Regions from separate parts of the Homo sapiens genome. Here region 2 is linked to region 1. Evidence: chromatin contacts called from ENCODE Hi-C or POLR2A ChIA-PET data. All regions are on one chromosome and are shown on one strand. The core of a region is the stretch at or near the end of the contact, and the rest is flanking DNA. Distances in the headings are between cores, read along the strand shown.

Evidence for each region. A loop is a pair of places that touch in the nucleus more often than their neighbours do. ChIA-PET counts read pairs that join two places held with the same protein, here RNA polymerase II (POLR2A). Pooled maps may share reads with other maps.
Region 2: a map of B cell shows a loop between it and region 1 (5-fold over the local background). The contact joins the promoter of PAIP1 here to the enhancer-like site in region 1. A Hi-C loop is called at or near these places in 1 of 168 maps with a recorded cell type or tissue (B cell) and 10 of 50 pooled maps. POLR2A ChIA-PET finds 5 or more read pairs at or near these places in 1 of 52 experiments (Panc1).

What each region holds. Positions count from the first base shown.
Region 1 is chr5:43,103,680-43,107,348 of GRCh38, reverse strand. No RefSeq gene overlaps it. Among named protein-coding and RNA genes, the nearest start is that of ZNF131, 15 kb to the left of the region's middle. RefSeq lists an enhancer at 1,633-1,742. Within about 2 kb of position 1,553, at least 27 of the 41 ENCODE cell types and tissues checked have a DNase peak (open chromatin) inside an H3K27ac peak, as active enhancers do; they include Panc1, where a contact is called at or near this core.
Region 2 is chr5:43,555,467-43,559,649 of GRCh38, reverse strand. It overlaps PAIP1 (poly(A) binding protein interacting protein 1), which reads left to right and starts at 2,573. Exons shown (of 11, transcript NM_006451.5): 1 at 2,573-3,068; 2 at 3,651-3,820. The coding sequence starts at 2,804. RefSeq lists a silencer at 2,278-3,137.

The DNA of each region.
Region 1 (3,669 bases), core at 304-2,803:
CATGCTTTCTCTCAGCACTGAGCAGTGCAGTTTAGGACATGTTTTTGGCAAATTGTTGGTATTGGTTTGTCTTAAAGGATTCATGCATAGGGCTTAAGAAAGCTTCCTCTTACACGGTACTAAAGTGGCCTATTAATGTGTCTCTCTCCCCTAGATTAGAATTTTTTTGAGGAAACTGAGACTATATCTTCTCTGTGGTCTCCTAGAGGTCATCAGGGCCACTTTCATTTTAGAGGTTCCTGGTATATTAAAAAATCAAGAAATCGGCCAGGCGCAGTGGCTCAGGCCTATAATCCCAGCACTTTCGGAGGCCGAGGCGGTCGGATCACGAGGTAAGAAGATTGAGACCATCCTGGCTGACACAGTGAAACCCTGTCTCTACTAAAAATACAAAAAAATTAGCCGGGCGTGGTAGCGGGTGCCTGTAGTCCCAGCTACTATGGAGGCTGAGGCAGGAGAATCGCGTGAACCCGGGAGGCAGAGCTTGCAGTGAGCCGAGATCGCACCGCTGCACTCCGGCCTGGGGGACAGAGCAAGACTCCATTTCAAAAAGAAAAAAAAATCAAGAAATCCCAAGTTTCCAAAAATTGTAGCCTATTTTAAATATTTACATTTAACAAATTTCTACTTTTTCACAAATCAGAATATAATACAATATAATCCAGCTTTTCAAAAGCTAATTTTCGGAATTCTAAGAAATAACATATTGTTAATAATTCATCGTGCCCTAGGGGGACAAAAATTTAAAGTTGAAGAATTAGCATCTTTCAGTCCTGTCACTGTAGCTCTGTCTGTGAGGCCTTCCACATATAAGAAGTGTCACGTCAAATGTGCCTGCTGTCTCCCTCAGCCCAAATTCTTGTCTTGGCCCTGGTCTTGTCATCTTTGTACCACGAGCCTAGTACAGTGGTTGCTTCATGGCGGACACTCAACAAATGCTTGTTGACATTTGTTTTTAAACTAAACTGTTTTAAGAATGATTCATTTGCCTTCTGAAAGTCAAGATACCAGAAAATGAGTCTGTTATTCAGTTTCTAGAACTCCTAAAGCACTATTTTACACATAATTTTCAGGCTTTGCCAAACTGTTACTAAACTTACAGTGGATGCTTTCCCCACATGATTCAAATTTCTGGTATGGAAAAATCTAAGCATAAAGGATGTGTGTGTGGAGGGGGAGGGAAGGCAGTAAATACCTCAACTCCTGACCCCATGAACCCATTTTATTAGGGATAAAACCAACGGTTGACTCATTGAGGGACTTTCTACAGTCATCTCAGGTGTATGCTAGACATGAAAGTCCTAGAAAGTTCTAGAAACATCCCAGTCTGTGGAAAGCAGCACCACCTCATCATAGCTGAATTTAGAACGACAGCATTGATCAATTCTCTTAGCACTGTATGAGCCAGGGTCGACACGCAGCAAGTCTTATGGAGCCCGTGTGCTGCTGCCCTCTAGTGGTTCTTCGGCCTGTGCAGGACCCACCGCTTTTCTCCCACCGTGAGGGGGCAGCAGAACTTCCAGGTTGTCAAACGCTGAAATCCGCTGGGCTGCTGAAACCAGCCAAGTCCATGGTCCTCCCCTCAAGGCACCGGAGATCATCAAGTAGTGCAGGAGTCATCAGTCCCAACACTGGGAGAGATGAGATTTGGTCCTTCAACTAAAATGCAGGATCGCACCGCTAGTCCTCTTCAGTGTCATTCCCTGCTTTCAAGGATACAAAACCAAGGGGACGAGGACCGAGGACAGAATGGATCTGCCAGCAGGAACCCGAAGCCAAACTGTCTTTCTCCCCACTCTTCCGCCCCCCCGAAAATGAAGGTTACCGTCGGGAGGGAGGGCATGTGGCAGTAGTGTCTCTAGTGGACAAAAGGTGATATGTCCATTGTAGTTTGATTCACTCTTCAATTCTCCTGGTTTGTTGTTGTTTATATTTCCCAACCAAGGCTTCCTGTCCTCTCAGTTTTCTTTCTTTCACATTATTTTTCTCCCTAGATTCACTTGCTCGGATAGCTCCTAGATCCTGTGCCCTCATCATCTTTTCCAAGGCCATCATCAGGACTCATGCAGGCTTTTTTTTGGGGGGGACGGAGTCTTGCTCTGTCGTCCAGGCTGGAGTGCAGTGGCTCGATCTCGGCTCAGTGCAACCTTCACCTCCCGGATTCAAGCGATTCTCCTGCCTCAGCCTCCTGAGTAGCTGGGATTACAGGCACATGCCACCACACCTGGCTAATTTTTGTATTTTTACTAGAGACGGGGTTTCACCATGTTGGTCAGGCTGGTCTCGAGCTCCTGACCTCGTGATCCACCCGCCTCTGCCTCCCAAAGTGCTAGGATTACATTTGTGTTCCTGGTTGGTCGTTGAGGAAAGAGGAGATTGGCGGGGTGGGTGGTGGTGGGAAGGCTCATTGGGGGAACTGGCCCTTGGTCCTGGGTATCTTGGCTTTGTTGGCCAAGGGGTGTGTGGTGGGGTTGTCTGTGGTCAGGATTTGAGGGCTTCTGGGAGGGGGAAGCCGGCCAAGGGTAGAGAGCTGCCAGAAGTCAAAATCGCGGACATGGGTTGGGCTGCCGAAAGATTCAGCAGACAGACAACAGCCCCGGCAACTGTGCTTAGCCCTGAAATGCCTCTACTGAGTCCTCCTAACATTTAGTCCGAGTGTGCCAGGGTGCCTTTCTGACGCCTTCCTGTTGCTCTCCCTGCCATCTCTACCATTCTCCTGCTTCTTAGTGCTTTGGATCAAATAATTGGGCTGGAGAAGAGCAAGTGGTAGGGGACAGACGTCTGATTCTGGCCTATTCTGCAGTCATCCTAGCATGGGTTTAGAGAATGACATTTTTCTGTTTGCAAGCAGGGTAGGCCTGTAGACTAGGGATTGTGTGTGGGAGGCTCCAGCATGGTCAGTGACAATGGAGCTGTAATTATGGGTCTCAAATTCAATCATACAATCTAGGTACATCTGGGACTTGGGATTGGGGTAGGTCTGGAATCTGGTTACGTGGGAAAACTTTCCTTGGACAATTTTCATCTAAGAAGCGGCACTTTCATCTTCATGTTTCACTTTCAGTTTCATGGTTCTCTCCCACACCCCACCCAACCACAAGCACTCCCATTTCCTAAGCACATCACACTCCTGATGCCCCCATTTCTGGACTAGTTCGGTACTCAGCAGGGATTGGAGGAGCTCCTTGCTCCTGTTCTGAACACTGTGTTAATGGAATTTGGCAGGGCGTGGTGGCTCATGCCTGTCATCCCAGGGCTTTGGGAGGCTGAAGTAGGAGGATTGCTTGAGGCCAGGAGTTGAAGACTAGCCTGGGTAACACGGGGACACTGCCCCCCGCCCCCCGCCCCCGTCAAAACACACACACACAAAGTAAAATGAAAAAAATAATAATAAAAAAGATAGGAATTAACATGTACAAAAGAGACCAAAATGTCTATTTAAATATTTTACTTCTTTGTGGGAGAGTATTAAGAAAAAATATTTATAAACTTTCAAGATGAAATGTTGAGAGTTTTTCTTCTTTTGTGTTTTTCTTGTCTAAAAGTTGTGATGATAAAAAATAAACATTCTCAAAATATCCTAAAAACAAAATATATCTTGAATATTTACATGTTTTATTAAGGAATCTAGATTCATTTCTTTCTTTTTTTTTTTTTTTTTCTGAGACG
Region 2 (4,183 bases), core at 1,324-3,823, 450 kb before region 1:
CATACACGTGGATGAGGAGCACTTTGATGATTCTCTTTAGGGAGTTCCACATGGTGTTCACACGTTCATGTGTTTCTGTCTATGCATTTTGCAATACCTGCCAGTTAGCTCTAAAACAGTCCCAAGATGGATCTGAGCCCTTGCGGTATCTTGGCACCTTTTATGTAAAGTGAAAATATTGGAATGTCTATCTCACAGGATATGAGGATAAAATAAAATGATAAAATAAAAGCTCTTAAAAGGTGACTGACGCATAATAAATATTAGATATTTTTATTATCATGATGCAAAATCCATTCGTGTTATCTCCAAGTCCACCATCCACACATTATAAGAATAGGGCAAAAGTTATACAGTAACAAATACAGAGAAGGCAAAGGATATCTTACCTAATTTTCCTAACAAGAGGGTGTGAAGATGTCGTGACATCACCATGGATGCAGAATGGCCTTATCTTCACATGGGAAAGTCCCAGTTGTTAGAAAAGGTGCTGTTCATCATAAAAGTTTTAAGGGGAAATGAAAAGGTGGTGAGTGCAAACAAAAGCTTGGGGCAGAGTTGGGGCATCTACTTCAGTGGAACATAACTCATTGTTAGTTTTTTAGCATAGTTTATGGGTCTTTCCTGTATGATAAAAAAGTCCAGGCAAGAAGTGACTGGTGACCACATACAATAATGAATTTGAAAATATTAAAATTGTAATTTTTAAATTGTAATCTTGTCTCTGCAATATATGCTGAGTGTTACCACACAGTTATTATTTTACAGATGAGGAAAGTGAGGCTCAGAGAAGCTAAACCCCTTACTTACTCAAAATCACACAGACAGCAATAGTCAAGAGTGGAATCCCAACTAAGCTCTGGCAGACTGAATCCTAAACTTTCCGTACACCGAAGAGCCACACGTACTGCTGGCTTCCTTCCCTGACTTCATTATTTTGCCTAACATCAATAGCATGAACCATTTATTCATGATTGCCCTCGGTGAAGCCATTTTCTCATTCGTTTAGGGGAAGACATTGTTTTCTTTATTAATGAGAAGAGAAAACGGTTAACAAGAGTTTGTGTCCCTAATTGAAATGATTCTTAAGATGAAAAGATAGAAAAACATGAAACCCTGCTTAAAACAAAAGGCTAAAATCAGAATTTATGGAGATGGATCAATCCAACAGTAAAGAAATCAATTTTTCCTTCCTTGTCGTTACTTATATTCATCTATCCTTTATTTGGCATTAATACTGTCAGGCCTGACAAAAACAACAATTTACATATTAATAAAATCTAGAATTGTGCTGTGCAACGCAGTAGCCACTAGCCACATGTGGCTCTTGAGCCCTTGAAATGTGCCAATCCCGACTAAGATGTGCCATAAGTGTAAAATATACACTGGATTTCAACTAGTATCTAAAAAACAGAGAAAATATTTAATATTTTAAATCGCATGTTAAAAAACCATTTTGAACATAATGGATTAAATAAATTTAAATTAATTTCACCTGGTTTTTGTTTTGTTTTGTTTTGTTTTTTGAGACAGAGTTTGGCTCTTGTTGCCCAGGCTGGAGTGCAACGGTACGATCTCGGCTCACTGCAACCTCTGCCTCCTGCGTTCAAGCGATTCTCCTGCCTCAGCCTCCAGAATAGCTAGGATTACAGGCATGTGCCACCACGCCCGGCTAACTTTGTATTTTTAGTAGAGACGGGGTTTCTCCATGTTGGTCTGGCTGGTCTCGAACTCCCGACCTCAGGTGATCCGCCCCCCTCGGCCTCCCAAAGTGCTGGGATTACAGGCGTGAGCCACTGCGCCTGGCCACACCTGTTTCTTTTCACTCATTTAATGTGGCTTCTCCAAAATGTAAAATTACATAAGTGGCTTGCATTTGTGGCTCGCATTATATTTTCATTGGACAGCACTGATGCAAGATGAAAAAGAGGGCAGAGTTACACTGAAAGGTAGCACATTTTCTTGAAATTTCTGGAGGGGAAGGTTAACGGGAAGAGAACGAAGCTTGTTAAACGTAGGTGTGACCTACTGTGGTAAACACCTAGGGTGAATTAAAGAGGGGACACATATTTTGATTCCGTTTCTACTCCCTTCCCCCGATGCTAACGGAGCAGGTGACAGTCTCCCAGGGACCACTCCTCAGCAGTCCGCGGGTCTCGGCCGGAGCCGAGTCATTGAACACACCTGTGCGCCAGCGAACCCTGGCGCAGGGTCCACGCCCCCTCCCCCCGTGTTTTTATTTCCCGGGCGTCAACTGTCGGTCTCGCACGTCTCTCCTGAGAACTACCGAGTAGGTCGGGCCTGCCTGTGGTAAGCGTCCCCCTCACCCCTCATCCCTCATCCCCCCCAGCCTGGCCCCGGAACCGAGATGCCCCTGCCCGAGCCTGGCTGCGGGCCGGCAGGTGGCCAAGACGCCACTCGGCGGGCGGCCTGCTGGGCCCGGCGGCCGGCCAGCCGCGAACTGGAGGATCCTCGCGGGCGCGTCCCGGGCCTCCGGGCCGCAGGGGGCCGCTGTGACCCGCCTGCGCCCCTGCCGCGCCGAAGGCGGGGAGCCGGGTTTTGGGGGAGAACTGGAAAGCCGAGGGTAGCCGAGCGGGGCGGGCGCTCTGGAGCGGCGGGTGCTCGGGCTGCCGTCCGCTCCGCCAGAAGCACCGAGCAGCCGAGCCGGGGCCCGCCGCCCTCCTCCTCCATGAGGCCCGAGTGAGGCGCGGCGGCTATAGCCGACCCGCGGCGCCTTCCCCCCGCGTCCTATCGCGAGCGCAGCGGCAGCGGCCCCTGGAGGAGGAGGCGGAGGAGGAGGAGCATGTCGGACGGTTTCGATCGGGCCCCAGGTGCTGGTCGGGGCCGGAGCCGGGGCCTGGGCCGCGGAGGGGGCGGGCCTGAGGGCGGCGGTTTCCCGAACGGAGCGGGGCCTGCTGAGCGGGCGCGGCACCAGCCGCCGCAACCCAAAGCCCCGGGCTTCCTGCAGCCACCGCCGCTGCGCCAGCCCAGGACGACCCCGCCGCCAGGGGCCCAGTGCGAGGTCCCCGCCAGCCCCCAGCGGCCTTCCCGGCCCGGGGCGCTCCCAGGTACGGAGCAGCTCTAAGGGCCCCAGTCCTCCTTGGCGAACGCTTCCCCACGGCCCTCCACGCGTGCCGAGGCCCGACGCGCTGTCTGCGGTCCCCACCCCCGGTTCCCCGAAAGCATTCCCCGAGAGGGCCGCGTGACCGGGTAGGGACGGGCCCGGAACCGGGTTTGGAAGGTGTCTGCTGGAATCCTTTGTGCGCCTGGCTGGGGGGAGGGGCCGGGTGCGCGGTCTCGGAGTTCGGGGTCCCGGGAGGAAGTAAAAATCGCCTCCCCTCAGCAGCCCTCTAAAGCGAGACCCTAGCGAGTAACCACCTCTTTTCCACCGACCCCTTTAAAACGACAGAGAGGAAAAAAGCTCGCAAGCACTCATTTGAGAGGCAGGTATGCCCATAACGGAGTCACAGCAAGTCTATTGTTCCTTTTTGTAGGCTGTCTGTACACATTCCGGCGATAACCATAAATTTCATGATGGTTCCTGTTTAACTCTTAAAAACAGACGCTTTTCAGATGGTTTTTCAGTATATAGCAAGTTGCTGTACAAAGGAAAGAATGCATCTGACGCCCCGTTTTTTTTTCTTTTGCAGAGCAAACGAGGCCCCTGAGAGCTCCACCTAGTTCACAGGATAAAATCCCACAGCAGAACTCGGAGTCAGCAATGGCTAAGCCCCAGGTGGTTGTAGCTCCTGTATTAATGTCTAAGCTGTCTGTGAATGCCCCTGAATTTTACCCTTCAGGTTATTCTTCCAGTTACACAGTAAGTACACCCTTTTTCCTACAACTCTGGGTTAATTTACTGGAATAATGTGGTTGTTACTTTGTTAATCAGAGTATGTTTGTGCTTTCTGTACTACACGTAAAAAAATTTTTTTATTGTGAATGTTTTGAATTATTGAACTCAGAAGGAAACAAAGCTGATTCAGAAATACATTTTGTAGTTATATTCAAGGTATTAGAATGTAAGCTTGAGATACACATCTGTGTTCTTGTTTCTAGTGATTATTCCATTATGTTAAAATAGACATAGTTTTGATCCTAATTATTGTATGCAGAAATGTCCTACGGGGTTGTGATAAAGTATTTACATAGGTATAAAGAATGTTTAAACTTTCAGTTTTTC